Linked DNA regions of Homo sapiens: regions 2 and 3 are each linked to region 1. A link is a loop called in an ENCODE intact Hi-C map of the cell type or tissue named here. Cell type or tissue: CD4-positive, alpha-beta T cell. All regions are shown on one strand. Links, peaks and the distances in the headings refer to the core of each region. The heading gives the core; the rest is flanking DNA. Region 1 holds the start of GUCD1 (guanylyl cyclase domain containing 1). Region 2 has its middle 15 kb from the start of MIF-AS1. Region 3 has its middle 25 kb from the start of RGL4.

What was found. Hi-C counts contacts between places; a loop is a spot of excess contacts. Peaks named below come from ENCODE experiments on the same cell type or tissue, not always from the same donor. Only the 100,000 strongest peaks of a DNase experiment are listed, where the experiment ranks them.
Region 2: a loop joins it to region 1, with 4 times the contacts of the local background. A loop is called at or near these places in 5 of 110 quality-filtered maps.
Region 3: a loop joins it to region 1, with 4 times the contacts of the local background. A loop is called at or near these places in 2 of 110 quality-filtered maps.

The regions. Positions count from the first base shown.
Region 1 is chr22:24,549,995-24,560,587 of GRCh38, forward strand. It overlaps GUCD1 (guanylyl cyclase domain containing 1), which reads right to left and starts at 5,144. Exons shown (of 6, transcript NM_001284254.2): 1 at 4,955-5,144. The coding sequence starts at 4,997. It overlaps SNRPD3 (small nuclear ribonucleoprotein D3 polypeptide), which reads left to right and starts at 6,005. Exons shown (of 4, transcript NM_004175.5): 1 at 6,005-6,077; 2 at 7,663-7,806. The coding sequence starts at 7,681. RefSeq lists a silencer at 4,893-5,252 and enhancers at 5,713-5,812, 9,535-9,584. In CD4-positive, alpha-beta T cell, for the core only: no CTCF peak of the experiment used is centred there; DNase peaks (open chromatin) are centred at 5,297 and 5,937; H3K4me3 peaks cover 3,332 bases; H3K27ac peaks cover 1,802 bases.
Region 2 is chr22:23,908,411-23,918,520 of GRCh38, forward strand. No RefSeq gene overlaps it. Among named protein-coding and RNA genes, the nearest start is that of MIF-AS1, 15 kb to the left of the region's middle. RefSeq lists an enhancer at 126-970. In CD4-positive, alpha-beta T cell, for the core only: no CTCF peak of the experiment used is centred there; a DNase peak (open chromatin) is centred at 5,681; H3K4me3 peaks cover 1,169 bases; H3K27ac peaks cover 1,416 bases.
Region 3 is chr22:23,711,176-23,721,768 of GRCh38, forward strand. It overlaps the pseudogene GUSBP11. Among named protein-coding and RNA genes, the nearest start is that of RGL4, 25 kb to the left of the region's middle. RefSeq lists enhancers at 5,739-6,378, 6,169-6,328, 6,379-7,018. In CD4-positive, alpha-beta T cell, for the core only: no CTCF peak of the experiment used is centred there; a DNase peak (open chromatin) is centred at 6,186; H3K4me3 peaks cover 1,632 bases; H3K27ac peaks cover 832 bases.

The sequences.
Region 1 (10,593 bases), core at 1,475-9,474:
AGCATATGTAATATTCTTGTGAGCTCCATCCCCCACCAACCCTGGGCGACCTCTCGGTCTGTCTTTGCCAGGCTGTGAGGTGGAGCAGAAAGGGCCTGACCTAGCGTTCCAGTCTCAACTGTGCCACTGCTGGCTGGCTGTGGGCTGGGCAGCTGACTTCCTCTTGCTGGAATGAGTCTGGCCATCCCTAAACAGGGGGACTTTGGTCTGATTCAGTCATTCAGTCAACAAATATTTCCCAAAAGCCTAGTAAGTGCCTGGTGTGTGTACTGGAGATACAGCAGTGAATGACACAAAGTCACTCTCCTGGTGGATAGCAAAAATAAGCAAACATAGCAAAATAGAGGCCTAGGCTGGGGAAAACAGTGGGGGTGTGCCTTAGAGGGGATGGGGGAACAGCATGTGCTAAGGCCCTGAGGTGGGGCAAATGGGCTTGTGGCATGCAGGACCCTCCTCCGTAGCCACCTCATGAACCTGGACAAAGTTCAGAGTCTAAAGAGGAAGAGACTTATCTCTGCTGTTACTCACTCATGACACTCATTCAGCACGTGAAAACCTTGCCCACATTGTTTCCCCATCTGGCAGGTCTCTCCTGGACTGTGTGACCAGCTCTGTGTAGAGCCACCCCAGGAGCCCTCCTGCTGTGCCAGCCCCAGTTCCCCTCACTTCCCTGTGTGCGCCAGCTAAGACGGCCACTCACTAGTCCTGGGATCTGTCCTGGCCTTTCCAACCTACCAGGCTTTGAATCCCAAGTTCCTCCCTTCCTATGTCTGACCTTCCCCAGCCTTCAAGGCCTGGCTCAGAGGCCATTTCCAGGGCCTTCCCTGATCACAGACTGGCTACACCCTTTCACTCATCTGTACTTCTCTGGGCTTGAGTTCACACTTTGCCTCCTAGGATGCGGCCCTTGCATTGAGCTTGTCTGTGCCCTCCTGTGTTGCTTATACGTTCCCAAGAGGCAGGGACCTATCACTGCTCCTGGTGTCTTTCTACTCCATGTGCAGCAGGGCCCATGGAAGGCACAATGGCATGAGCAAAGCAGGCCACCTGCTAGCTAAGTTGCCTGGCCTCTCTGTGCCTGCTTCTTCCTCTGTGAAATGGACTACCAGACGCCAGCCTGCAGGGTGATGTGAACCCTAAGGACAAGAACGTCTATAAAGCCCTTTGCAGGTGCTAATAATGTGAACCTGCCCCCAGCTGGGGCCTGGTATGCTAAGCCCAGGCTGGACTGAGGCCTCATTCTCTTCCTTCCTCTTAACCCAGATGCCTCCAAAAGATACCCAGGCCGTTCACTCAAGGCGCTCACATGTTCCCCTGCTATCACTGCCAAGGATTCAGTGGCACTGACCCCTGCCTGTCCCTGCCCCAAATTCCACTCCCAGCACCTCTCCCACCTCTACATACAGCAGCCGTAGGGATTCCCATTCAGTTTCCCACTGCTCTTGGAATAAGGTTCTCATCCCTTACCGGGGCCCTGCCTAACCTGGCCCGCCAGCCTCATCTTGGCTGCCCTCACCTGTGGTCTAGTTAACCTGTGAACTCATCAAGGCTTCATTCTACCCCAAGGCATCTGCACGTGAGGATCCCTCTGTCTGAAACTCTCTCCCGGCTGCTGTTCTCAAGGTTGTGTCCCTTCTAGTCATTCAGGTCCCAGCTCAAAATCTCTTCTTAGAGGTTTTTCTGACTAAGCCTTTGAGAAACGAGGGAACTCTCCTTCACAGCATCCTATTCGTTTCCTTCACAGTGCTTGGCAAAAGTAACAATAGCATCAAGCCACTCTCTTGAGACGGCAAGCTTCCTGAAGGCAGGTGCTATGGTATCCTCTCCAAAATTTATGTTGAAACTTAATCTCCATTGTGGTGGTATGAAGAAATGGGTGCAGAAGATATCCACAACCAAAAATATAAATAAATAAGAAGTGTGGCCTTTTGTGAAGTCAGGAGGGCTCTGCCCTCATCAGTGAACTAGTGCCTTATAAAAGGGCTGGAGGAAACTAGCATAGGCCATTTTTTTTGCCCTTCTGTTCTTCTGTCATGTAAAAGCAGTGTTCATGCCCTTTCTGTTCCTTCCACCATGTGAGGACACGTAGGTGGCACCATCTACAAGGAACAGGCCTTTACCAGACACAGAACCTGCCAGCGCCTTGATCTTGGACCTCAGAGTCTCCAGAACTGTGAAGAATTAAATTTCTAGAGCTGGGCACAGTGGCACACACCTGTAATCCCAACTACTCACGAGGCCAAGGCAAGAGGAGCCAAGGAGTTTCAGACCAGTTCGAGCAAAATAGTGAGACCTCCATCTCCAAAAAAGAAAAAAAGAAATTAAATTTCTATTGTTTCTAAATTACCCAGTCCCAGGTATTTTGTTATAGAAGCACAAATGAACTGAGACAGCAGGAAACTTGCTGATCTTGTTCACTGTTATTCTCAGTTGCTGGTGTTGAATGTTTAATAGTAACTCAATAAATATTTGCTGGAAGAAATAAACTTTTTTTAGGCCGTGCACAGTGGCTCACGCCTGTAATCCAAGCACTTTGGGAGGCCAAGGCAGGCGGATCACTTGAGGTCAGAAGTTTGAGACCAGCCTGGCCAACATGGTGAAACCCTGTCTCTACTAAAAATACAAACATTAGCCGGGCAGGGGCCAGAGCCTCTTATCCCAGCTACTCGGGAGGCTGAGGCAGGAGGATTGCTTGAACCTGGGAGGCGGAGGTTGCAGTGAGCCAAAATTACGCCACTGCACTACAGCCTGGGCGACAGAGTGAGACTCCATCTCAAAAAAAAAAAAAGGAAAAGGAAAAAAAAGAACTTTTTGTTTTCTTCTGAAACAGGGTCTCACTCTGTCGCCCAGGCTGGAGTGCAGTGGTGTGACCAGAGCTCACTGCAGCCCTGAACTCCCAGGCTCAAGGGATCCTCTGACCTTAGCCTCCTGAGCAGCTGGAACTATGGGCACACGCTACCACACCCAGATAATTAAAAATAAAATAAGCCCTCACTGTTTGCTAGGCTCTGGGGACACAAAGGTAACTAAAGACCCACCCAAGCCCTGACCCCTAGGGACTCATAAAGAGCTGAGCAGTGGGAGAGCTCTATGCAGGATGTTGTGCTGTCACGGTGAATGCCTGCCTGTTCAAGAACCCCTCACAGCAGCCACACACTGCCTTTTTGTTTTTCTCTACTCATACTGTTTCCTCCCCAGCTTTTGCTCTTGCACATCCCTTAGTCTAGGAGTGTCCAATCTTTTGGCTTCCCTGGGCCACACTGGAAGAATTGTCTTGGGCCACACATAAACTACACTATCACTAATGATAGCTGATGAGCCTTAGTCTGAAATGTTAATGTTGTCTCCATGCTCTAATCCCTCTCACTCTCAGGGCCCCTCAATATGGAGTCCTTAAAGAGGCAATGAGAATTCTTCAGTGGCAGATGGGGATGAGGTTGCATTTGCCTCCTTCCAACCCTCAGCCCAGAGTAGGCACTTAGATATGCTTGGGGAATGGAAGGCGTTTTCCAAAAAGACCTCATACCTTGAGATGCCCAGGCCTACTTGTCACTTCCCTGCTCTGCACCCCTCCTCCCCCAGGCTTCCAGACTACAGCCCTCTGTGTGAGGCTCCCTCCTTACTCTGTGGCTTGGGCTGTGACACTGACTAGCTGGGCTATCTTCTGCCAGGCTATGACTGTCCATGCCTTTCCATGTCCAGCTATAAAATGTGGCACAAGACAGCAGCTCTCTCTCAGAGACTCAGCTGCGCCTCCTCCTCTTGCCCTGCGCTCTAGAACTCCTTGATCCTGAGGCCTGGCAGGCCCCACAGGGCCATCTCCAGCCTCGGCAAGGGCGGATCGGACCTAGAGGTGCTCATGTTGGGGGTGATAAGGTTAGGCGAGGCCTTGGCATCTGTCCCCATAACAGCTTTAGCCTTCTAAACACAAAGCCACAGCCAGACGTTGCTGCCTGGAGCCAAAGGGCTGCCTGGAAGGCCCTGGCCTGAGCTCAGTTAGTGGCTGTCACTAAGGAAGGCAAGCAGTGCACTAGCCTTTAATACTTAACCCATCTCAGACTCAGTCTGCTCAGCTGCAAAAGTGCAAATCACAGTGGGCACCTACTTCACTGGTTCGTTATGAGGATTAATGAGGCACTGCATGTAAACAACTGCACGCAGCGCGCGCCTGCCTCATAGAACACTCCCTGTGAATGTAAGCCATTCCTCCTCTGAGGCTCAGGAAAGGCAAGTATCTTGTCTCAGACCACAGGGCTAGACAACTGGAGGAGGAGGGTTGTAAATCCCCCACCAACTCCACACAGCAGACACAAAAGGGAACACTCCCTGGGAGTGACACCTGAAGGTCAGGGTCCCACATGCTGTTGACCTCTTCCACAGTTGGCACTTCACTTCAGAGTTTACTAGCTAGAACTCCGTTTGTCATCAACCCCGCGCCTTCAGCAGGACAGGAATCACGTCTTCCCCCTCCCCTACGTCTTGGGCAAGCAAACTAACGGCCAAGACATTGAATACCAGTCCGGGTCTCCGCCCCAAAGGGGCTCAGGCTACCGCGTGGCAGAGAGAACGAAAGTGAAGAACAAGAGCAAGACAAAACGCCGAGTCTCGGAGGCCAGGGCACTGGCCCTTCCATTGCTCGGTGCTCTCGGCCAGTTTCCTGCCCTTCCCAGCCTCAGTCCTCCACGGTTTCCCAAGGCATGGGAGCTCCCAAGGCGGCTCCAGCAGGACTTTTCGCTTCTGGGGAAGGTGGTGCCCCTGCTACCCGGACCTTCCCACCATGCTGACAAGGGTCGCAATCCTGCGAGTGTCAGGAAACCCCCACTGACTGGAACCAGGCGGGTGTGGGGGCGAGGCGGGAGTCGGCCCAAGGTCGCGCGACTGGACCCTGCCCCGCGCTAGGGAGGGGTCCCTTTCGTTCCTAGGGTGAAGACTGGGCCCACAGAGAGGCACTGACCGGGCTCGAGCGGCGGCCCCGCTGCCTCCGCCTCCGTCCTCATGACCCGGGCGGCGCGGGGCGCCCATGGCCCCGGCCCAGAGCGGGCTACAGCTTCCGCTTCGGCTGGGGCGGGAGGGCGGTCGGTGCGTGTCGAGTTCCTTCTCCGCCACCGCCGCCGCTGCGGAGGAGAGAACGGGAGGCGGCGGCTGGGCCGCCCCAAGCGCCGCCCCAGCCCTTCCAGGTCTCGAATCTGGAGGCCCCGCCCCCTCCTTAGGCCCCGCCCCAAACTTTGATCTTAGAGGTCCCCAGCCTCTTGATTTAAGTCTGCTCCGGCCATTCGCCGCCTCAGCGTTGAGTGGCCCCACCCTCTCGCCCAATCCTCGCGCAGACGCGCAGCTCACCAGGACGCGGGCCCCGGAAGCCCCGCCCCTTTCTTTGAGCCCCGCCCCAAAGCTCGTGCATTTCCTGAATAGAGGCTCGTCCCTTCGGCAAGCCCCGCCTCTGCCGGGTCCCGCTCTTTTGCCAGTCCTAGGTGTAAGCCCTGATCCCGCCCAGTGCATCCCCGAGGCCCCAAGCAACTCTCCTCCAACTGTCTTTAGGGATAACCCTGAGCGGGCAGCCGCTCTACTCTATACCTAACTTTATCCGTACCAGATACCTAGCCTCACTCAGGGCCCCCCTTACCTGGCGGTGCCGGGATCAACAAATGAAATTGTGACGGGAAGTCCTGGCCCTTGGCCCAACCTCCTGCTGTCCCCGGTCTGAGGGCCCAAGCCCCGCGTCTCCGCCTTGCCGTCCAGCCTGTCCTTGGTGTGGGGTGCTTGGAAGTGTGAGCACCCTCTCTGGCTCTTTGCCGGCCCCAAGGGTCGTTGCGGCGGCCCCCGGGCCCAGTCATCAGCCCTCTTTTCCGGTGCCGGAACTATCGTACTGGTGCCCTAGTTTCCCAGCCGGCAGGCGGAGTGAGGAGGAAGCGGAGGCGAGACCGCGCTCAACACTGGGGAAAGGAAGGAGGCGGGCCCTGCGCGCAGCATTTTGGGAAAGAGTGGAATTCTGGGTGTTAGGCCCGCCATTCGCTTGACTCACGCCTTCGCCGTAGCATCTTTCGCAGCGGACCGAAGAGAAGAAAAGTAGGCCAGAGCCGGTGAGGCTGGGGACGGGCGAGGGGAGGTCGAGGCGCCTGTGAGGGGCCAGGGGCTGGAGAAAGACTTGCTGCATGGAACTCTGCGGGGCTCGGGGAGGGAAGAAAGCGGGAAGCTTGGGCCACCCAAACATCAGCGTCGCCTCACTAGCTCCTGGAAGTAAGTTCATTAGCTTTCCCCTCAACGTGCATGCTTCTCACATTCTGTATCTCTCCAGGTGAGTGTTTTTCAAAGCTTCCAGGCAGTAATCTCGAAGTCATTTCTGATTGACTATCTCCTTCCCCCAAATCCTATGAGTTTTTTTTTGTTTTTTTTTTTTTAAGTAGAGACGGGGTTTCACCATGTTGCCCTGGCTGGTCTCGAACTCCTGGGCTCAAGGGATCCACCGGCCTCGGCCTTCCAAAGTGCTGGGATTACAGGCGTGAGCCACCGCGCCCAGCCGGTCATTTTTTAAAAAGTTCTTTGTATCTCTGCCCCAGTCCCCTTTCAGGCAATGGTCCCCTCATGCTTTCCACACTGTTGCAGCAGTTTTAACTGTTGCAGAAGTTTTAACAAGTTTCTCTGCTTCTAAACCTTACGTTCTATCCATTTTGTAAATAAATGCTGCTATCTTTTCATTGCGTCATTCTTTACATATAATTCTGCAGTGGTTCTCCACTACCTTCAGCATAAAATCTAGACTCCTAAGGCTGAAAGCCAGGGATCCTCACCAAAGGAGCCTGTCCTTTCAACCTCATGTTCTCCTGTCTTAGGTACGCTTAAGTTGAAACTTAGAGTTGTTGCTCATCTCAATAAAAAGTTCACTGCTTGATGCTTTTGATTAGGTCAAGTCAGGTGCTTTCCCTGATTTTCCTCCATGACAAGCATTTCCTGCATATAGCACGTTGTCACTTTGATATTTTCTCAATATCCTTGATAGTAAAATAAGTGAAGGGTTAAAGGGCTGAATTAAAAGTACAGCCTGCTCTCCTAGATGTGCATGGTCCTTTGGTCTGTATCTGCACCTTCCATAGGGTAGCCACTAGCTACATGTGGCCGTTGAGGACTTGGAATATGGCCACTGGGATTGAGGGACTGGGTTTTTTTATTTTAATTCTATTGTGTTTTAGTTAAGTTTAATTTAAATAGCTACGTGTGTACATGAGCTGCTGTATTGGACAGCTCGGGCCTGTATTATTCTCAAAACGTAATCATCTACAATTAAGGGTTAACAAATAACAGTGCAACAAATTAACATTCCAGTCCCCCTCCCCTGACACACACAGTATTGGCTAATGGTCCTTTAGCTGAAGATTAAGGGACATAGGGTAGCGGGGACACATGACCCATGGGAGATGCTCTCTTTTCATTCCTAGTTTTACTTCTGTCCATCCCATCATTCCTCCTCACCCCACATCTTGCACATATTTGCCAGATAGTTTCCTCCAAACCAGGAGCTGAGCTTTTTTTTTTTTCCTTGGTAGAAAATGCAGCTTTGGTGTTTTTGCTAAGTTTTATGGAGTGCCAGGCCTTAAAGGAAGCATGATGTGTGCCACATGCCTTTTCAGACTCTGAAAGATGAACTGACTGTTGTCTCTCTCATTGTAGAACTCTCTTCCTGCCAAGATGTCTATTGGTGTGCCGATTAAAGTACTGCATGAGGCCGAGGGCCACATTGTGACATGTGAGACGAACACCGGTGAGGTATATCGGGGGAAGCTCATTGAAGCAGAGGACAACATGAACTGCCAGGTATTCTGCTTTGCATGTGAGGCTGTGTGGGAGGAATGGCCCTGTGTCTTGAAGGACAGAAAAGTGTGTGTTGAGGGTCTCTGGAAATTGTTCTCATTCAGCAGTGATTTCCTAAGTGCCTAATGCATACCAGTCAGGTGCTGTTATAGGCTCTGGGGGTGTGGGCATGAACGAGACACATAATCTTGAGGCAGAAAAGCCATTTGGAGGTTTGGAATATTTTACTTTGTCCTTTTTGTTTTTTCCATCCCCAAATATGGGGGTCTATTTGGGAGAAGTGCTACTTCCTTCAGTAGAATCCTTCAGATTCAGGGCCATTATCCATTTGCCTCCACTTGCTTTGCGATTAGCAGAATCTTCTCACCTACTGTATTTGTTTCCCTTTTCTCTTGGAGGAGGAGTCTCATTTGATTATTGCAACTACCTTGTGAGGTAAGCAGGTTTGGTGATAGTCTTGTCATCCATAAAATAGGGAGAATGAGATTAAAGGGCTCATCACTCTGATGATAAATAATGGAGTAGTTTCCTGATATGGTGTCCTTCTCATGGCACAACTTTGCCTTTTGCATAGTCATCTGAATTTTTATAGCATTGTTTTTCAGTTGTATCTTCACACTTTCTTTGTTCTTTAAACCACTGGTTAAGAACTTGGACTTGGGAGTCAGAGAGAGATGTGGGTTTGAATCCTAATTATATGACTTTAGATGTATTAACCACTCAGTTTTCTCATCTGTAAAATGGGGGTGGTATTATGTTGGGTTCTTTGATGTAGATGCCAAGACAGAATTTTGCAAGGTATTTATTGGGGGAAATGACAATAAAGGATAAAAGAGCAAGGAAGCAGTAGTAGGCAGGGAAATTTTCAGTCTATGGTGCTGGTCTGACTGGTGAAATGAGAGGGGAAAGGAAGGAGGATTGAGCAGGAAGAGCCTTAGACTACAGCGTAGTTTTGAGGAAATCTCAGCAAGGCAGCGATTGCTCGTTAGAAGAGTCTAGCATGGGGCAGAAATGGGCGGACTGGCACCCCCGGTGTGTTCAGGCTGGCAACATGGGGAGAGAGTAGCCTCAAGTTGAATGCCATGGTGGACTGCAAAGATGGAGATTGTCGGCTGCCTGCACTCCTCATAGCCTGTTCTCTTTTGAAGGGAGATGTGAGCAGCACACCCTTAAGACTGCCACAGGGGTAATATCCACACCCCCAGGACTTTTACAAAGATCAGATGAGCTGTATGTGTGCCATAGCTGCTCAGTGCCTCACATACTGTGAGTGTTCAACATATGATACCTATTGCTTTTTTCCAGATGAGAAGGTCAGAGAGGTAAAGCACCTTACACCGCGGTCAGGCATCCTGACCATCCATTGGTTTGCAGGGTTCATTTATTTGTGATTTTTCTGTAGCTTTGAGCGTCTGTCATCTTCCTGCGAGGTTGACAAGCTTGGTCAGTTCCCTGAATGCAGAGAAGTAGACCTCTGGTGACTCAGGTTTATTGCATTACTGTCAATAGATCAGTTTATCTATTGAGGGTAGATAAGTTTATCATCTCTCATATATCCAGTCCTCTGGCTTAAGGCATGCTCATCCACTTTAAGGTTCTTTAATTTGGTGAGGAGAATGCAAGACTTGGGTTAGTGAAGCTTAATGGGTTTGTTCAATTAGCTGTATGTATTTGGACAACTTGCTGGGTTTCCAGGGCCTTTGTCATCCCATCCGTAACGTGAAGGTGTCTAACCAGATAACCTTGGTAGCCATTCAGAGATGCAGTCAACATGACACAAAGTGCACAGACCTTGGTGTCCGACAGACCTGGAATCAGCTTGTAGCCTGCCCCCTAGGGTGACTTGGGGCGAGCTTAGCTTTGGACCTCCTTCATCCTCTGGTCCCTCCTCTAAATCAGGGATAAAAATAGCACCTTGGCCTCAGAAGGAACCATGCCTGACCAATGGTGGGGGACAGCCACCTGCCTCCCTGCTTGTATTTGTATGCTAGTGCTACCATAACAAAGTTTCACAGACTGGGCAGCTTAGACAACACAAATTTATTTTCTCATAGTTCTGAAGGCTGGAAGTCTGAGATCAAGGTGTTGGCAAGGCTGGTTTCTTCTGAGGAATGTGAAGGAAGGATCTGTTTCAGGCCTCTCTCCTTGCTTATATATGGCTCTCTTCCTGTGTCTTCACTTGGTCTTCCCTCTGTAGTGTTTCTGTCCAGATTCTTCTTATAAGGATACCATGCATGTAGGATTAGGGCCCACTCTAATGACTTCATCTTAACATAATTATGTTTATAAAGAATTTTTTTTTTTTTTTTTTTGAGATGGAGCCTTGCTCTGTCACCCAGGCTGCAGTCTTGCTCTGTCACCCAGGCTGGAGTGCAGTGGCGCGATCTTGGCTCACTGCAACCTCTGCCTTCCAGGTTCAAGCGATTCTCCTGCCTCAGCCTCCTGAGTAGCTGGGACTACAGGCATCTGCCACCATGCCCAGCTAATTTTTGTATTTTTATATTTTTAGTAGAGACAGGTTTCACCATATTGGCCAGGCTGGTCTCGAACTCCTGACCTTGTGATCTGCTCGCCTCGACCTCCCAAAGTGCTGGGATTACAGATGTGAGCCACCATGCCCAGCTTGCTTGCTTTTTTTTTTTTTTTTTTTTTTTTTTTTTTTTTTTTTTGAGAGTCTCACTCTGTCGCCCAGGCTGGAGTGCAGTGGCATGATCTCAGCTCACTGCAACCTCTGCCTCCTGGGTTCAAGCACTTCTCATGCCTCAGCCTCCTGAGTAGCTGGGACTATGC
Region 2 (10,110 bases), core at 1,514-9,513, 640 kb before region 1:
AGGAATTAGCAACCCTGTTTTAAAGGGGAAACTGAGGTAAGGTATGACGCTTTCCTGGCAGGGCCAGCCTCTGGCACAGCAACAGGGGGACAGTGAGGATGGCCAGATCTGGGTGCCCCTCCCCACTGCCTTCTCTTCCAAGCTACAGTCTTTTATTCAAATTCTTCTCCTCTTTTTCTCTCTCATTTCCCCTCCCCCGCTGCCATGTTTTTTATGCTTGTGGATGTCTCATGCAAGAGTGTTCAATAGCTCCTCCCAGCAGTCTTAGAAGGGAGTGTAAAGATGACCAGACACGGAACCCCGAGAGTTCACTGGGGGTTCCCAAAGGCATGTATAGGATCCAACGTGTTTTTTCTGCCTCCCACTCTGCCCCCTTTCAAGAAGTGCACCTGTGGTTCAAAGTTCAGCTTTTACTGCCGGTGCATGTGTAGGAGAGGACAGGGCAGGCTAGAGCCCTGCTAAGGGCCAGAGAATCTCATCCCACCCAGAGGAGGGTTCTTTTAGGCGGTGGGTACAAATCTCAGAACATCCCCACTGTATTGTTGAGAGGGTGAGGTGGGACATGTTGGGGGAAGAGCGAGCTGCAACCGGTGCAGCTGCGATTATTCAGAGCAGAGGTGGCTTCAGAGACAACATTAAGCTTAACCCTCAGGGGCCCTCTTTGCCTTGGGAGGAGCCCTATCAATGCTTTTGTCATGTGCTTTTGGAAAATATGTAGAAGACATTTTTACAAGTTGGTTGAGGCCTAGTGTCTCTTTTCAGTTCATATTCTCCCTCTGTCACGCGTCTGTCCTGTTGGAATGGCTGTGGCTATTTTGGATATGGCTAAGGGAGAAGGTAAAATTGGGGATCATTTTGTATGAGTTTAGTGGGACACATTTCTGGGCTTTGAAGTCACTTCTGTATCTACTAAAAATTGCTATAGTTATCTTTGTGCATAAATTACTTCTGGCTGATGTAAGCAAATCCCCGTATCGGGACTCAGCCGGGGAGGGTTTTTGGCTTTGCTCAGGAAGGAATTCAAGAGTGAGCTAACAGACAAAACTGAAAGCAAAGCAAGTTTATTAAAGCAACATTGTACAGCAAAATGGCTGCTCCACAGACAGAGCAGGGCTACCCCACAGGTAGAATAGCACTCCAGGATTGCTGGCTAGCTATATTTATACCCCCTGCTAATTATATGCTAAATAAGAGGCAGGTTATTCATAAACTAGGAACAGGAAGTTCCTGGAACCATATAAGATAATTCCTGGGTTATTGCCGTGGGATCATTTGTAAACTGTCATGGCCCTGGTGGGAGTATCTTATGCAAATGCATTTTAATTCCTATTCCGAGCTGGTTTTGGCCATTCTTTGTTATTGTTATGTTCTGTTTTGATCAGCAGGGTTTTGACAGGTGCTTGGAAAAATCCTGCTGATCTCCTCCCTCACAGGGACATGCCTACTGCCAAAGGAGAGACGGAATTATCTTTCTATTCTCCCCATAGAAAATATTACAAAATCACTGTCACACGAAAATGTGATCAAAGAGTCTGCAGCCAAGAAATATGGGGGGGACAGAGTGTTTTAAAGGCGAAGGTGTGTCTGTCACTTAGTAAAAATGTCAGGATTCTTTTTTTTCTGGAGTTTGTGGTGTTTGTCGGCTTTTCAAAATTTGTCATTCCTTTTCTTAATCTAAATAATCATTTTATAGAGAAAAAAAATTACTCATCAGTGTTGATGATGCCCTGGTTTTCTGTTCAGCTTTGTTTTCCAATCAACTCTTCACCCAAGACTCAATCCTCCACCCTCCAACTCTTCATCCAAGACTCAATTCACCCAACACTCAATCCTCCACCCTCCAACTCTTCACCCAAGACTCAATCCTCCACCCTCCAACTCTTCACCCAAGACTCAATCCTCCACCCTCCTCCAACTCTTCACCCAAGAGTCAATCCTCCCCTCCCAGTGTTTACTGATCAGCCTCCTATCAGCTATTAATGGGACCTCAAACATTCTCTATGGCTCTGTTCTCACGCAATGCAATCTGCTAATCTCTAGGAACTGCAGACCCCACTTAATGCATTTAAAGTATGTATAATGTGACCCAATAGCTTCTTTATCCCAAGCTTATTGATTCCTATAAGAATCATCATCCTCAAGTCACACATGAGGAAACTGAGGCCAAGGCCAATGCTAAGGCTGATGGAAGTGACAGATGTTGAAGATGACACAGCATGACACGAGGGATGAGGTCAAGGCTATTGATGAGGTCAAGACAGCTGTTGTGCTTTGTCCCAAGGCCATTCCAGTTGGTGACAAAATAACTATAACAGATTCCTGGCCAGGGCTTCTCCCTCACAGCAGCTGCCTCCTACTGGAGTCAGAAATGCCTTGGTTTATATAGTTTCATTCATAGGCTGTCTTAACTCTATTTAAGCAGAAAAGGGCTGAAATGTCTTGCCCAAGATCCCTCAGCTAGTAAGTGACAGATGCAGGTTTCAAATCCAGGTCGCTGGACTCAGGGCAGGGCCAGGGGGAATGAGGGCAAACAGACTGGCAGCTGATCAAACTGACACTGCCTTCCTGGTAAAGGGGACAGTGAGGAGAAATTGACAATAGCAGGAGGCTCTGACCACAACAGGCTGCCTCCAGTCTCTTCTCTCACCAGTGGCCCCCAAAGCCACGTGAGTTGGGCTTTCTGACCACACTTTATTGCATTTGCAGACCCTACATGCTTTAAACACACTTTTAGTATCTCACTGGGTCTCTAACAACCCCAGGAGTGGGCAGGGCAATAATTATTTCACAGTTGACAAAGCAGCTTCACGAAAACATTGGGAGCTCAATAACTTCCCTATTGGGATGCACCCCCAGGAGCTGTTCAGTTAATGTCATAGCAGGTTCAGGGAATGGGCTTAAACCCCAAGATATCCTACACCATTTTGTACACAGCAGGTTCTGTAGGGAGAAAACCAACAAGGTCTTCCCGGAGGGAATGGGCTTAAACCACAAGATATCCTATACCATTTTGTAAGCCTCCCTGTGATCATTTCCCATCCAAGTACTAACCAGGCCAGACCCTGCTTAGCTTCTGAGATCAGACGAGATTGGGCGTGTTCAGGGTGGTATGTGAAAGATTCTCCCCGGGGCCTGAAAGTTTGGGGGGATGAATAACTCCTCCCTTCTCAGGCCCAGTCCCAAGGCACAAGACCACTTGTGCTAGCAGCGTGTGTCAGCAAGATAGCAGAAGCAGGAAGAGAGCTGGCCAGGAGACACGTACCCCTGAAGATCAAGAGAGAGGCCATCTGGGTACCATGTAGCAGTTACATCAGACTGGGACACTTCCTGTTTACAGGAGACTATAAAACCCCTGCCCCGTCCTCACCTGGGGCTGACGCCATTTTAGGCCTCAGCCCATCTGCACCCAGGTGCTCATTAAAACAGCGTGTTGCTCCACACTGCCTTGTGTTCTTTGCTGGCAAGCTCTCGGGGTTCGAACCAACACAAGAGCCTTACAGTATGGCCGCAGATGTCTCCCAACATTTCACAGAACCTGGTCAGAATAAAACATTCCATGGGGGTTCAGGTCATAAAAAAATACTGCCTAACCACCTAACCACAGGAACATCTCTATTACATCCTGCTGGATGAAGGGCCCAAGGAACATCTTCAACATCCTGCAGGGGAGCAAGCTATACTGCCCCTTCTCCCCCGGTCCAGACCCATAACTGACAGAGCAGGAGCACTGCCATCTTGAACAAATACCACCATTCTAAGTTCCCCCTTCATTAAAAGCCGCCTAAATCCAGCCCCAAAACATCAGCCTAATGGCTAATGTCAGCATAACCAGAAATATTCCAACCCTAAGATAAACCCCTCTGACCAGAAACATGCCAACCCCGAGACAGCCTCCCTTCCGACCAGAGACATTCCAACCCCGCAATAAACTTTCCCTCACACAGAAACATTCGGAACCTACGATAAGACCCCTTCCAAAACCCTTAAATATCCTTAGTCTGTAACAGAAGTTAGTCTGAGCTAACTCGGCCAGAAGCCCCTCTCAAGTTTATTTTCTAAAATAAACCTGTCCTTGTTGACTGCCCAGCCACCCTTCGTGTTGCTTTCCTCTTCCTTATAGTAAATGTCCCAGTCTGTAAGTGGGACTCGTGCTCTGAGACTAAGCTGGTCCCCCCTCCACAGGTTTGTGCTGGCAATAAACCTGTGTTGCTGTTAAGCTGCCAACTCTTTAACCCTCACCTTCCCTTCAAAACCTAACAAAGATGAATGAGGCATGAACATGAAGACAGAGGGTCAAACCCAAAGAGCAGATTCCGTGAGAAGTCTCCCTATTGACAAGGGTTACTAAGGATGGGGTCTTCTCTGGACCCCCTAGTCTTAGACTTAGTCCACCACATCCAGAAGCCCTTGAAATAAGATTGCAGTGCTTCTGGCATAGCCAAAGACATAGACTTCTCTAAAAATCAGTGCCTAGCTCTCCCCAGGCTGGGCCCTAATTTTTAGTCCAAGCTGTATTATTTTGTAAATCTTCCTGCCATTTCATAGACCCTGGTCACAGTGAAACATTCTGCAGGGGTTTGGGCTGTAAGTAACATCCTCCCCAACTGTCTGACTTCTTTATCACATCTTGTTGGGACAAAGGTTTAAGAAATATTTTTATTAACATCCTCTTGGGCAGTAAGTCCTACCATTCCAGACCCCTCATCCAGGCCTATAATGATTCCAGCCTGTAAGTGCTAGTGGGGCTTTGGCATTAAGTTGGTCCCCACCTCTGTAGGTTGTGTTAATAAACCTGTGTTGTAGAGTGGTCAACTCTCTTGTCTTTAACCCTCGTCTTTTTTCAAAAACCTAACACTCATGTGTCCTCTCCCTCACCTTCTCCTGGCATCCCTTGCCACTGTCCCTCTGTCCCTCTTTCCCCTCCTTAACCCAAAGGGAAATCTCTCCCAAAGGTAAAAGTCTCCCAGGGGTTAAGAGGGAGCTTGAGGCACCAGAAAGAGCTATAGTCACAGCCACCTGTGAAAGCCATCTCTGAGGTCCCTTCCTGTCACAACAGCTGGGCTCCTGACTCAGACCAAGACAGCTTTTGTTTCTTTTCCTTTCTAGCCCCCCACTTCCCACCCACCTTTCTGCTTTCTCATATGGGCTCATTATGGTTTATAGGGCTGGGGAACGTTGCCTCTTCTGCCCTCCATTTCTCCCATCTCCCTTCTTTCCCCTCCACTTTTTCTGAGTCCACTTCTCTTCCCTTCTTCTTCCTTCCCTCTGGGACGCTGCACAGTTCCTTCCACCCGGCACGGCCTGGGACTCTAGACTCCCTCTGAAGGCACGGAAGTATTTCCTTCCCTCCCTCCGACCCGATCTTTCTGCCCTTGATTCAAAACAATCTGAGGTCCCTAGGCCCTTCCCTTTCCGCCTCTGCGCTCCCCATGGGGTCCGGTGTAGTTTTCCCGCCCCTTCCCTGCAGCTCCCGAGACCACCCGGACACAACGGAGCCATCCAGCGCCCTCAGAGGCCCTGGGCACACGGGCAGATGGTCACCGCCTCCTAAGGGAGCAGCGCGCGCCCGTTGCTCGCTGCCCGTTGGTTGTTGCTGGTAGCTCCGGAGGGCGGGGTTGGCGAGGAAAGTGAGTCCGTATGTCCCCAGCATGCTCCGCGCGGGGGCGGGGCTCTAAGGGGGCAGGCGAAGGCGGAACTGGCGTGGTCAAACCAACCTATCAGCCTCCAGCATGCTCCGTGTGGGAGCGGGGTTCCCGGGGGCGGGGCTTGGTTTGTGTGCCCTTCCGGCGTTTCGCCCCTGCGTTCTCTGAGATGCTCCCACGCAGATGTATGGGCCTAATTCGCTAATATCCACTCTATATCCTGTTCCATCCTCTTGTAATGGGCGTTTGGAGTGTTGCCAATTTTTTGCTGTTATAATGATTGTAATAGCATATTAAAAAACTTGAACATAGTTTGATTGTAATAACATTAAATATAGCATCTTAAACATACAGTTTGAGCGTGCCAACCTGATGGGTGTGGAATGTAATATTCATTATAACTTTGATTTTCATTTCCCTACTTTGAGTAAGTTTGAACTTCTCTTTATGTAATTATTGACTACTCTGTTTTCATGTTCTGAGAATTGCCTGTTTGTATTTTATGCCCATTTTTCTATTGGGTTGTGGTTTTTATTGATTGGTAGTTCTTTATAATTTTATGGATACCAGTCTTTTACTAGTTCAGCGCATTAATTGCAAATATTTGCTCCCACTCTGTGGCTTGCTTCCTTTCCACCCCTAATTCCTAGGGTGTCTTTTTGAAGCACAAATCTAAAATTGTAACACAGGCGACTATCAATCTTTTCCTCTATGATTTGAGCATTTTGTGTTTTGCTTAAAAACTCAGCCCTTGTCCCAAGGTCATAGAGATATTCTCCCGTATTTTCTACTGATCCATCCCCCATATTTAGGTCTTTGGTCCATCTGTATTAATGTTTATGTGTAATATGAGATAGGGATCCTACTTTATCTGTATTGTGTTAACCAAAAAATGACTGAGACAGGTGTCTCAATCAATAAAGGTTAATTTAGCCAAAGTTTGAGGACATGCCTGGGAAAAACACAAGTCTCAGTTCCTAATATTAACCGCTTGCATTTAGTAGAAATGACCTTCAAGGTTCTCTGTAGCAGAGATGTGGTTGAAAAAGGAAAGGAAGACATAGGGTTTGTAGATGGCCATAGCTTCACGGAAGAGCGAAAGAAGGGCAGGATATGTGGTTCTCTCCCTATGGAAAACCATAGAGGCCAAAAGCTTCCCTGCCCAAACTTCAGCCCCAAAGACTCAGATAATAGCCTTAACCAGAGCCCTGGCATGAAGAAAGGACAAGGCCTTGACTGTTTATACAGACTTGAGATATGTGCTCACTGTGATCCATGCCCATGGTGCAATCGGGTACGAAAGGGGACTTCTGAATGCCAATAACAAATAAATCAAATATGAAACATAAATATTGGCACTACTGCACAGTGGAAATGACTAGACAGATTGTGGGGGTCATCTAATGGGGGACTTTGAACTAATGAAGGGGAGCAACCTGGCACACACAGGGAGGGAAAGTCCCTGCTTCCTTCAGTACCTCTTTATGAATATAAACCAATAAACCAAGACACTCCCCTGGGGAATTACAGGAAGCCATGCGAGAGGGAGAGCATCAGAGTTCCCTCTCAGAGGGATGGGCCCTAAATAAGAGAGGCAGGATTTGGGTGCCCAGAAATCTGAGTTGGGCTATTATAAAGCCTGCCCATGATCTCTCAATCTATGGCAAGAAGACTATGCACACCTAGCTCCTCAGGATAATAAGGACCCCAAAAGCAAAGAAAATGATGGATAAAGTGGCTGACCAATGTGTCTATTGTCAGAGAAACAATGCTCAAAACAGACCTCCCATATCTCCCTTGGCCAAGGTGGTACAATTCAGGGGAACCATGTGAGGGGAGGACTAGCAAATTGACTCCAGTGTTATGCCTATGTCTTCTAGAGGATTTAAATATCTCCTGGTGCTTTTCTGATGCCTTTGCTGGTTGGATAGAGGCTTTTCCATGCTGGACTGAAAAGGCAGAAGCCATGAAGTCTTTACTAAAGGAATTTATCCCTCCATTCAGTCTCCCTAAGTCAGTCCAGAGTGCTAATGGACCCGCATTCATTTCTAACATAGTAGTAAAAACTTCCCAGGCCTTGGTCATACAGTGGAAGTGGCATGTAGCCTGGAGACCAAACTCCTTGGGAAAGACTGAAAGGTCCCATAGAACTCTCAAAGGTATCCTAGCCAAGTTATGCCAGGAGGCCCAAGATAATTGGTTAAAGCTGTTACCCATAGCCTTGGTCCAAGTATGGGTAGCACTCAGAGAAAGAATGAGACTTAGCTCCTTTGAAATGCTATATGGGGCTGGGCACAGTGGCTCATGCCTGTAATCCCAGCACTTTGGGTGGCTGAGGCAGGTGGATCACTTGAGGTCAGGAGTTTGAGACCAGCCTGGCCACATGGTGAAACACCATGTCTACTAAAAATACAAAAAATTAGCCGGGTGTGGCAGCATGTGCCTGTAATCCCAGCTACTCAGCAGGCTAAAGCATGAGAATCGCTTGAACCTGGGAGGCAGGGGTTGCAGTGAGCCGAGATCACGCCACTGCACTCCAGCCTGGGCGACAGAGCAAGACTCTGTCTCAAAAAAAAAAAAGAGAAAGAAATATTATATGGGGCCGGGTATGGTGACTCACACCTGTATTCCCAGCACTTTGAGAGGCCCACTGGTGAAGAGGATCACTTAAGCCCAGGAGATCGAGACCAGCCTGGGCAACAGAACAAGACTCTGTCTCAAAAAAGGAAAAAAGAAAGAAAGGAAAGGGAAGGGAAGGGGAGGGGAGGGAAGGCGAGGGGAGGGAAGGTAAGATTATATGGGGCCGGGCGTGGTGACTCACACCTGTATTCCCAGCACTTTGAGAGGCCCACCCGTGAAGAGGATCACTTAAGCCCAGGAGTTCGAGACCAGCCTGAGCAACATAGTGAGACTTCCTCCCTATTTAAAAAATAATAATAAAAACCAGGCGTGGTGGTGCGCACCTGTAATCTCAGCTACTTGAGAGGCTGAAGGAGGAACACTGCTTGAATTCAGGGAGGTCAAGGCTGCAGTGAGCTGTGATGACGCCACTGCACTCCAGCCTGGACAACAGACCCAGTCTCCAAAAAAAAAAAGAAATGTTAATATGTAAGGCCTTATCCAGGCGTGGCCAGCCCCTTCTCTTGCCCAGATGAGGAGATAGAAAGGGTGATGAAGCATATTATGTTATTCATCTGGAGTCATTTGTTGCTATTCTCAACCACCTCAGCAACCCCAGCCTCCTGGTCCCCTCTGGGGTAAAACTTCATCTGTACAACCCAGGAGACTGGGTATACCTCAGGACCCAGAAGGCTGAGTACTCCCAGGACCAGCTCAGCCCGCTATGGATGGGGCCCAACCTAACACTTTTAACCACTCATTCTTCTCTTAAACTCCAAGAAGTAACCCCTTGGATCCATCACTCAAGAGTGAAGAGGCCAGGCATGGTGGCTCACGCCTGTAATCCCAGCACTTTGGGAGGCAGATGGGGGAGGATCACTTGAGGCCAGGAATTTAAGACCAGCCTGGGCAACATGGTGAGACCTTGTCTCTACAAAAAGTAAAAGAATTAGCCAGGCACCGCTAATTGGTGGTGCACGGAGGCTGGGGCGGGAAGATCCCATGAGCTTAGGCGTTTGAGGCTGCAGTGAGCTATGATTGAACCCCTGCACTCCAGCCTGAGTGACATAGAGAGACTCTGTCTCAAAAAAAAAAAAAAAAAGAGTGAAAGCCCAGGAGCCCCCAGAAGATGCCTCCCCAGCATACATTTGTGAACCCATCTCAGACCTCAAATTGGTTTTTAGAAGAAAAGGCTCAGATAAGTCAAGTGTGCCCCTTGCCATTCTCTTGCCATAGTAGGCATCTTCTTTATCCCTGCAGGAACCCTCATGCTGTTGCCCTTTTACACTGTGGAGATGCTTAGGTGGTGGCAAATCCCTTCATAAAACACCTAAAAATGGCCCCTATGCTTTTTGGCCTTTTTTTTTTTTTTTTTTTTTTTGAGATTGAGTCTCACTCTTGTCGCCCAGGCTGGAGTGCAGTGGCGCAATCTCGGCTCACTACAACCTCTGCCTCCCAGGTTCAAGTGATTCTCCTGCCTCAGTCTCCCAAGTAGCTGGGTCTACAGATGTGCGCCACCATGCCCAGCTAATTTTTTTATTTTTAGTAGAGACGGGGTTTCACCGTGCTGGCCAGGCTGGTCTCGAACTCCTGACCTTTTGATCCGCCCACCTCAGCCTCCCAAAGTGCTAGGATTACAGGCGTGAGCCATCGCACCCAGCCTGCTTTTTGGCCCTTTTAGTTGCCTTGGCCAGTGATCTCTGGGAGGCCAATATAATAATCAAGGTCTCCTGTATCACAGCTGGTGGGAACAATCTGTTCAAATGTTGGATGTGCCATAGGCTTCCCCACACTTGGATGGGGTGACCTGTTGCTAATCCTTTGAGAGGAGTCATTAACATCACAGGGT
Region 3 (10,593 bases), core at 1,188-9,187, 840 kb before region 1:
TGCCAAAATCGTGAAATCCTATCTCTAGTAAAAATACATGCAAAACCAGGTAACCCAGCCAAAGTTGGGCAATGAACCCGAAGAGACATTTCTCAAAAGTCCCAGCTACTCGGGAAGCTGAGGTGGGAGAATCACCTGAGCCCCGGGAGGTCAAGGATGTAGTGAGCTGAGATTGCACCACTGCCCTCCAGCTTGAGCAACCAGAGCCAGACACTATCTCAAAAAAAAGGAAAAAAGGAGAAAGAAATAAACTACACAGAGAAAGACAAACATCACATTTTCTCACTCAGGAGGAATCCACAAAACTTTATTTCATAGAACTAGTAAGCATAACTGTTCTTACCACGGGTGGGGGTTGAAAGGTGGGGCATAGTCAGAGATTGGAAACGGCATAAAGTTACATACTCCGTGAGAGGAATGAAACCTGTAGTTCTATTCCACAGCAGCAGGGTGACTAGGTCTAACATTATCAGAGCGTACTTTTCAAGAAAGCTAGAAAAAGAGGATACTGAATGTCTTCACCTCAAAGGAATAATAACTCTATGAGGCAAGAGAGATGCTAAATACCCTGATTTCATCATTACACAATGTACGCATGGACCAAAGTGTCTCATTCTACCTTCTGGTAGTACACCTTTACCATAGGGTAAATTTTTATAAAGAAATTTAAGGAAACAGGCTGAGCATGGTGGCTCATGCCTGTAATCCCAGCATTTTCAGAGGCTGAGGTAGGTGCATCACTTGAGGCCAGGAGTTCGAGATCAGCCTGGTCAACATGGTGAAACCCCATCTCTACTAAAAATACAAAAATTAGCCAGGCATGGTGGCACACGCCTGTAATCCCAGCTACTTTAGGGAGACTGAGGCAGGAGAATTACTTGAACCTGGGAGGCGGAGGTTTCAGTGAGCCAAGATCGTACCACTGCACCACTCCATCCTGGGTGACAGCACAAGACTCTGTCTCAAAAAAACAAAAAACAAACATAAAAAAAAACGTGTATTTGGCCAGGGGCAGTGGTCATACTTGTAATCCCAACACACCACCACAGGGAGGCTGAAGAGGGAGGATCACTTCAGCCCAGTAGTTCAAGACCAGCCTGGGTAACATAGAGAAACCACATCTTCCCTAAAAAATAACAAAAATTAGCTGGGCGTGGTGGTGTGTGCCTGCAGTCCCATCAGCCCCAAGTACTTGGGAGGCTGAAGTGGGAGGATTGCTTGAGCCAGGAGTTTGGGGCGGCAACGAGCTACGATCTTGACGCAGGGTAGGTAGTCAAGGAAGTGACCGTGTCCTTCGGACGTGCCAACCACGGCGCTGAGACATCTGATGTGTGAACAAGCATGTACAGCTACAGCCCATGTGCACCCAGAGGATGACCCAGAACGTGCTTAGAGTAACACCTCTTCCAACTCCTTAGGAATTCATCATGGAAGACTCCCAGAAAGGGAGTTTCCCCAGTAATAATCAGCGCTCTCTCATCCTTAGGAGCAGACTGCCCTGAATCCTCTCTCAGGGTGAACCGTGTATTTTGGACTTCACGATCTTTTTTTAGATGGGGTCTCGCTCTGTCACCCAGGCTGTCTCAGCCTCCCGAGTACCTGGGATTATATAATGGAGTGTTGCAATCTCAGCTCACTGCAACCTCCACCTCCCAGGTTCAAGCAGTTCTCCCATCTCAACCTCCCTAGTAGCTGGGATTACAGGCATAAGCCACTGCACCCAGGCTATTCTGCACTTAACTTGCAAAATACTTTTCCCTTTACAATAAATTGCTCTATGCTGCATCACCTTTGCTGTGTGATTTCTTATTTAAATTCTTTTTTATTTATTTTAATTATTCATTCTTTTTGAGACAGGGTCTCACTATGTTGCCCAGGCTGGTCTCGAACTTTTGAGCTCAAGCGGTCTGCTGACCTTGGCCTCCCAAAGTGCTGGGATGACAGGCATTAGCCACCACACCCAGCCTAAATTCTTTGAAACTTACAACTGCGGCCCCACAACAGCTGTCAATCATCGCACCACTGCCATCCAGCCTGGGCAACAGTGCAAGGCCTCATCTCACAAAAGGAAAAAGATATATTTAAAAAAAAAAAAATTAAAAAACATTTTTTTTTCTTAAAGACAGGGTATTCCAGCCATGTGCGGTGGCTCACAGCTGTAATCCTTGCACTTTGGGAGGCCGAGGCGGGTGAATCATTTGAGGTCAGGAGTTCAAGACCAACCAGGCCAATATGGTGAAACCCCATCTCTGCTAAAAAAAAATACAAAAATTAGCTAGATGTGGTGGAAGGTGCCTGTAATCCCAGCTACTCGGGAGGCTGAGGCAGGAGAATCACTTGAACTCGGGAGGTGGAGGTTGCAGTGAGCCCAAGATTGCACCAGTGCCCTCCAGTCTGGGCTCCTACAGAGTGAGACTCTAGCTTAAAAACAAATAAAAATAAAAAAGACAGGGTCTCCCTCTGTTGCCCAGACCAGAGTGCAGTGGCGTGGTCACAGCTCACTGCACCCTTGACCTCCCAGGCTCAACAGATTCTCCTGCCTCAGCAGCTGGGACTACTGGCATGCATCACCATGCCTGACGGTTTTTAATTTTTTGTGGTGATGGTCTCGCTATGTTGCCCAGGCTGGTCTTAAACTCCTGGCCTAAAGTGATCCTCCTACCAAGTCCTCCTTACAAAGAGCTGGGATGACAGGCGTTAGCCACCGCACCCGGCCCCTCGAAGCTGCCTGTTCCTTGAGCACAATGTGTAGCAAGGGGAGCTAGAGTGAGAGCAGCACCGTGGGGAAGGGACAGGATTGCCACCCTGAGCTGTGTGACGTTAGGCCAGACCCCTCTTCTCCAAGCGAGATCTACCACATGGGTGATTTCGGGAGCCCACGCCGGCTCAGACAGCCTGGATTTTAGCTTCATAGGTGGATGGGAACCTATGAAGGTTTAGAGATGCTGGGAGAGCTTTCCAAACAGAGAACAAACACAGCCACCCTGGGCCCCACTGAGGGAGGATCTTACCAGAAGCCCTCACCACTGTCTCGCTTCACGCCGGTGGTGACGGTGACGTCATCGATGTAGGTGGGGGGTGTCGTGTATAGAAGCAGAGACCACAGCAGTCCTGCGTAGCTGAAGAAGTCAAAGTCTGTGTTCTGGACAAAGTAACCCTTGGGATACCTAGGGCGGGAGAATTGTGGTTCGCTGGGCCCTTGCCATGGGTCTTTTGACCTCAGCTCACATGCCTCCCCAGATCCAGGGCCTCCTCTCTGCGAAGGCCACCCTGTCCCTGGCAGGAAGACCACAGGGTGGGGCGGGAAGGTGGGTGCGTGCAGTGGAGGCAGGATGGTCCCCACTTGGAGGTGTCGGTCATGTACAGATGGTCCCTGGTGGCAGGGTTGGGGGGTGAGCGTGTTGTTGATGGCGATAGTGATGCAGAGGTGGGAGGGCAGGGGCTCCACCTGGAACAGGCTGCTGATGTCGGCCTCAAAGGGGAGGTAGCCCCCTTCATGCTCTACCGTGTCGACCCCATTTACCCACTGCAGACATAGGAGATATGGGGAGGGGGTGGCAGGTCAGGGCATGAGGAGGGGCACTGCTATCAGGCACTCCCTCACATAACCTGCAGTATGGGGATCGGGGGCCTGCCAGCCAGACGGGAAGAATGACATCCCAATGGGGTACATCAGGCCACCTATCCCTCTACACAGGGCACAGCCTCCAGGGCAGGGCAAGGACCCCCACCGTCCCACCCCAGAAGACAGGCTATGGGTGGTAGCTGAGGGTCCCATGCTGTTCAGCAGCTGTGCCCACCCACCCGCCCTGCCTGCTCCTGGCCTCACTGACCACGATGGCATAGAAGTGGGCACTGCCAATCCTCAGCACCACTCTTGTGCACAGGTCCTGGATCCATCGCTCCAGCAGGGTCACCTCCCGTTCATACCACAACCAGCTGACAAAATGCCGCAGCCGCCAGCCCTGGCCGATGTCGTTGAAGCTGGAGGGAACCGGCATGTCCACGGTGGGGCCTGACTGCGAAGAGAAGGGCTGGGCTCAGCTCCTAGGCCCCCCAAAGGGATCCAGGACCAGTGTACTGCACAGCCACGCCCCCAGGCCTAGCGCAAACACTGACACACGGTGGGGACTCCTGGTGGAACAGACAGATAACTTGCTGATGACAGGTCAATTGCCAGGGCGGTTTGTACACCTGGGCCAGTGGGGCCAGGAGTTCCTCCTTGGAGCGGATGGAACCCAGTATCTCCCAAGACAGGGGTGAGCCCAGGGGCACATCCCAGCACGAGGCAAGAAGGTTCAGACCTGTGACTAAGAGGCAGATGGCCCACTGCCTGTCACAGGGAGGAAGGCTGGTTAGGGGGATGGGGGGTGCTTTGCTTAGGACACTGTGAGTGGGGCACACGCTGGCACCCAGCCTTCTCCTCTCTTTCTCCTGTACTGAATGCCGTAAAGTCAGAAAAAGAGGATGTAGGCTGGGTGCGGTGGTTCACACCTGTAATCCCAGCACTTCGGGAGGCAGAGGCAGGCAGATCACAAGGTCAGGAGTTCGAGACCAGCCTGGCCAATATGGTGAAACCCCATCTCTACTAAAAATACAAAAATTAGCTGGGTGTGGTGGGCCTGTAGTCCCAGCTACTCAGCAGGCTGAGGCAGGAGAATCACTTGAACCCGGAAGGCTGCACTGAGCCAAGATCGTGCCATTGCACTCCAGCCTGGGTAGCAGAGAGAGACTCCGTCTCAACAAAAAAAAAAAAAAGAAAGAAAAAAAGAAAAAGAGGATGTACACCAGGCAAACGCGGCCCAAACCTCATCGGATCCCACTTCTCTGCTGACCACATCCAAGTCAGGAGGGGAAGAGGGGTGGCGTCCTTGGCCTGAGGTCACATTCTGTCCTCTATCTGAACCGTGAAAACCAAGGTACCTTCCCACCTTGGCAGAGCTGACCTCAAAATATCTAAACTGTCGCCTCCTCCCGATCCCCGGGCCCAGCTCTGGGCAGCGCCTGCCTCTCAGGCCTGACGAGTGCCTGGGTGGCTCATGCCTGTAATCAGCACTTCAAGAGGTTAATGTGGGAGGATGGCTTGAGGCCAGGAGTTCGAGACGAGCCTGGGTAACTTAGCGAGACCTATATCTTAAAAATACGAACAAAAAAAACAAAAAAAATTGATTTTGTTTTTAAGACGGAGTCTCACTCTGTCTCACAGGCTGGAGAGCAGCGGCGTGTTCTCGGCTCACTGCAACCTCCGCCTCCCTGGTTCAAGCAATTCTCCTGCCTCAGCCTCCCAAGTAGCTGGGATTACAGGTGCTCACCACCACGCCTGGCTAATTTTTGTATTTTTAGTAGAGATGGGGTTTCACCACGTTGGCCAGGCTGGTCTTGAATTCTTGGCCTCAGGTGATCGGCCTGCCTCGGCCTCCCAAAGTGTTGGGATTACAGACGTGAGCCACGAGCCCGACCAAGTTTGTTTGTTTGTTTGTTTAAATTAGCCAGGCATGGTGGTCCCAGGTAACTTGCAAGGCTGGGGCGGGAGAATCGCTTGAGCTCAGAAGTTAGGATTGCACCACTCCGCTCCCACCTGGGCAGCAGGGCCAAACCCGGTCTCAAAAGCATTTCAAAAATTAAAATTAAACATTAGAAAGAAGGACACTGCCCGGGCTCAGCCTTCGCCTAGGAACGGGACTCGACAGGAGCGCTTCTTCCTCCTCCCGCCTCCACCGCTCCGGCCCTCGCGGGTCCCCCAGGTACTCCCGTTCTCCAATCCCGCGCCCCCAAGCCCGTTGACCTTTAACCTCCTCCGGGCCCCCAGCTCCGGGGCACTACGGTGAAGGAGGCTGCAGGGCGCCGGGGCTTACCCCATTCCCACCGCCGGGCTTCCGGGCGACTCCTGGCCCTGCCCCGAGTCCGCGCCTCCGACAGCGGTCGCCGGTACCTCTGCTCCTCGAAGCCCCGGCGTCGGTTGTCGGAGAAGTCGGCGCGGAAGCTTCAGAGGCCGTCCAGCTGCTTGCGCTGCCACGACGGGCTCTCTCGGGGATACAGCATCCCGTCCGGTAGCGCCAACGTGCAGCCATACAACAGCAGCCGGAGAGCCGCCCAGGCCACTGCCGCCCCCCAGGCGAGGCTTCCCCCTCCCCGTCTCGGCCGCAGTCTACGGGGATAAGAGCTGCGCGGGAGGAGCATTGCGGCAAGGTCGCGTGACGCGCCGGTAGCGTGACGCGACTTAGGTCGTCCGCGCCATCTTTGTTGAGGGCGATTGCCAGGCCTGGAGGGGCGGGGCGGCGCCTGTGGCTGGAACCCTGGGCTAGGCCTTTAGGGAAGCGGGACCCCCACCCTCAGCCCCAACCAAGAAGGGCGTCGTCTGCTCCCCATCGTCGTCTGCTCTGTGCTGGATGATCCAGGGCCACAGGCCAGGACAGAACCCCTGAGATTGGTGGGATCCCCGTTTCTTCAAGGGGCACCTCCACTTGCTTTCCCCAGCAGGAACTAGAGCAGGCCCCAGTGGAGCCTCTTCCATGACTGCTGGATGCAGCCTCTTGCAGGCATGCACGTCCTTGGGAGGCGGCGGTAGCCCTGACCCTGGGCCTCTGGGACCTCGACCCTAACCGAGGGGCCAGAAGCTCCCTCTTGGCGTTGAAGACACATGAAGATGCAGGGAGAGAGGCCAAGTGCAGTGGCTCACGCCTGTAATCCCAGCACTTTGGGAGGCTGAGGTGGGCAGATCATTTGAGGCCAGGAGTTCGAGACCAGCCTGGCCAACATGGCAAAACCCCATCTCTACTAAAAATACTAAAAAAAAAAAAAAAAAAAAAAAAAAAAAGCCAGGCATGGTAGCAGGCACCTGTGATCCCAGCTACTTGGGAGGCTGAGGCTGGAGAATCGCTTGAACCCAGGAGACGAAGGTTGCAATGAGCCGAGGTTACACCACTGCACTCCAGCCTGGGCAACACAACAAGAATCTATCTCAAAAAAAAAAAAAAAAAAAACATTGCACAGAGAGGGTGCCCTGCGGGACCCCACTTTACTCCAGTAGGGAAGGCACCGTGTGGAAGGGTAGAGGAAGAGATCTGGAGACAGTAAAAAAGACAAAGGTTTATTGAGGGGACTTTCACACAGGTGCAGTGGCTATGGCTGGACATGAGAACCACTACATGATTTGTAAAAACCATGCAGCTTCCATAACATTTTCACCTAACATCCTCGACCAGTTACCGGTGGAAGGTATCCAACTTCCCAGTGGTGAATCCATACACATCTGTAGCAACCTCAATTCTTGCCGCCTCAGAAGAAAGAATTTGACCGAGGGTCATAAGGCAGAAACCAGACAGAGGCAAGTTGCAGAGTAGGAGTAAAAGTTTATTAAAAAGCAGGCCGGGGCCGGGCATGGTGGTTCATGCCTGTAATCCCAGCACTTTGGGAGGCTGAGCCAGGTGGATCACCTGAGCTCAGGAGTTCAAGATCCGCCTGGCCAACATGGTAAAAACATGTCTGTACTAAAAATACAAAAATTAGCTGGGTGTGATGGTGAGCGCCTGTAATCCCAGCTACTCAGGAGGCTGAGGCAGGAGAATCTTTTGAACCTGGGAGGTGGAGGTTGCAGTGAACGAGATTGAGCTACTGCACTCCAGCCTGGGCTATAGAGTGAGATAGTATCTAAAAAAAAAAAAAAGTTTATTATAAAACTTTAGAACAGGAAATAAAGGAGGAAAGGAAAGAAGGAAAGTACAACTTGGAAGAGGGCCAAGCAGTCGACCTGAGAAACCAAGTGCCCAGCTTGACCTCTTGACTCAGGGTTTCATAGGTTGGCATCGTTCCAGGATCTTGCCATTCCTGATTCCTTAGCTTGGGGCTCCGAACACACATTCTTCTTAGACCATAAAGTCATTCTTCTTTTTTTTTTTTAATTTTATTTTTTTGAGAAGGAGTCTTGCTCTTTCGCCCAGGCGGCACTGCAGTGGCACTATCTCGGCTCACTGCAAGCTCCGCCTCCCGGGTTCACGCCATTCTCCTGCCTCAGCCTCCTGAGTAGCTGGGATTACAGGCGCCCGCCACCGCGCCCGGCTAATTTTTTGTATTTTTAGTAGAGACGGGGTTTCACCGTGTTAGCCAAGATGGTATCGATCTCCTGAGCTCGTGATCCGCCCGCCTCGGCCTCCCAAAGTGCTGGGATTACAGGCGTGAGCCACCGCGCCCGGCCGACCATAAAGTCATTCTAAGGGTACACATCAGTTATGGCTGTTGGGTGCCTCTGCCATACAGAGGGGTCCCTTTGGTCCTAGGAACCTGGACTGGACACAGTTGTTTGTACGATTACTCCCCCACCCCATTTTTTCATGCTCGCCAAATCCACCTTCTGAGAATGGACCTTAATACTGGAAGGATACCCCAGTATAGTGAAAATAAATACATTCTAGGAACTGACAAGGCCTAAAGGCTTTTTCCCAAATGTTTATGCTTGTTTTCTTATTTAGTTATTTAGTTTTTTTTTTTTTTTTTTTGAGACAGAGTCTCGCTCTGTCGCCCAGGCTGGAGTGCAGTGGCACAATCTCGGCTCACTGAAAGCTCCGCCTCCCGGATTCAGGCCATTCTCCTGCCTCAGCCTCCCGAGTAGCTGGGACTACAGGTGCCCGCCACCATGCCAGGCTAATTTTTTGTATTTTTAGTAGAGACGGGGTTTCACTGTTAGCCAGGATGGTCTCGATCTCCTGACCTCGTGATCCACCCGCCTCTGCCTCCCAAAGTGCTGGGATCACAGAAGTGAGCCACCATGCCCAGCCTATTTTCTTTCTTTAAAATTTTACTTGTATATTCCTTTAGTAAAATGCTTACATGCTTAAATTAGGATATAGTTCACTGTTGATGAGGCAGCTTTAGGCCAAATTTAACAAAAGTAAGAAAAAGTAGGATGCCAAAGTTTATACAGTATGTAAAAATCAGTAATTCAGGACGGGCTTAGTGGCTCACACCTGTAATCCCAGCACTTTGAGAGGTGGAGGCAGGAGGATGACTGGAGCCCAGGAGTTTGCAACCAGCCTGGGCAACATAACGAGACCGCTGTCTCTACAAAAAATAAAAAAATTAAAAAATTAGCTATGTGGAGTGGTGCACGCCTATAGTCCCATCTACATGAGAGGCTGAGGCAGGAGGATTGATAAAGCCCGGGAAGCAGAGGTTGCAGTGAGCCGAGATTGTGCCACTGCACTCCAGCCCAGGTGACAGAGCGAGACCCCATCTCAAAAAAAAAAAAAAAAAAAAAAGACTAAAGGGTGCCAGAGAAGATGCCTTCCTTTTTTCCTTTTCCTTCTTTCTTTTTTTCTTTTTTTTTTTTTTTTTGAGAGTCGCGCTCTGTCGTCTAGGCTGGAGTGCAATGGCCTGGTCTCGGCTCACTGCAACCTCTGCTTCCCGAGCTTCATCAATCCTCCTGCCTCAGCCTCTCATGTAGCTGGACTATAGGCGTGTGCCACCTGGTTCAAGCAATTCTCCTGCATCAGCCTCCTGAGTAGCTGGGATTACAGGCGCCCACCACCACGCCCGGCTAATTTTTGTATTTTTAGTAAAGACAGGGTTTCACCATGTTAACCACACTGGCCTTGAACTCCTGACTTCAGGTGATCCGCCCGCCTCGGCCTCCCAAAGTGCTGTGATTACAGGCATGAGCCATCGCGCCTGGTGAATTCAAATATTTTTTACGTTTACAGTTGGTTAAGAAAGCAAAGCTTTATCTAAAACCTTGGGGTCAGCAGAAGGGATGTTAAGTTTTCACCTGTGAGTCTGATTCCCTCCAAGCCCCTCAGGAAGAAATTTAGAACAAAGAACTCCAATCAGAGTTCAGCCCTTGGTTCACCCTTATCTGAGGTCAACGTGAAAGCTGTCGCCATTTTTCATCTGGTTGAGGTCTGCGCTTCTGAAAAACAACTTAGGGACATTTGTCAAGATGTTATCTTTACTTTCTATAGGGGATCAAATATCTTGTGGCTCTAACCGACTTGGGTGGCTGTTGTTCTGAGCTATTATTACTTTTTCTTGTTTTTTGTTTTTTGTTTTTTTTTTTGAGACGGAGTCTTGCTCTGTTGCCCAGACTGGAGAGCAATGGCCCAATCTAAGCCCACTGCACCCTCCGCCTCCCGGGTTCAAGCAATCCTCCTGCCTCAGCCTCCCGCGTAGCTGGGATTACAGGCATCCGTCACCACACCCAGCTAATTTTTGTATTTTTAGTAGAGATGGGGTTTCATCACATTAGCCAGGCTGATCTCGAACTCCTGACCTCAGTTGATCTATCTGTCTCGACCTCCCAAAGTGCTGGGATTACAGGTGTGAGGCACTGAACCCAGCCAATTATTACCTTCTTCTCATCAAGTTGCTAATTTACTTCTCAAGATAGCTAGGTGCCCGGAATTTCCCTCGAAGGGTAATGTGGTTTGGGTATGTGCCCTCCAAATCTCATGTTGAGATGTGATTTCCAGCCAGGCGCAGTGGCTCACACCTGTAATCTCAGCACTTTGGGAGGCTGAGGTGGGCAGATCACTTGAGGTCAGGAGTTCAAGACTAGCCTGGCCAGTATGGTAAAACCTTAATTCTACTAAAAAAAAAAAAAAT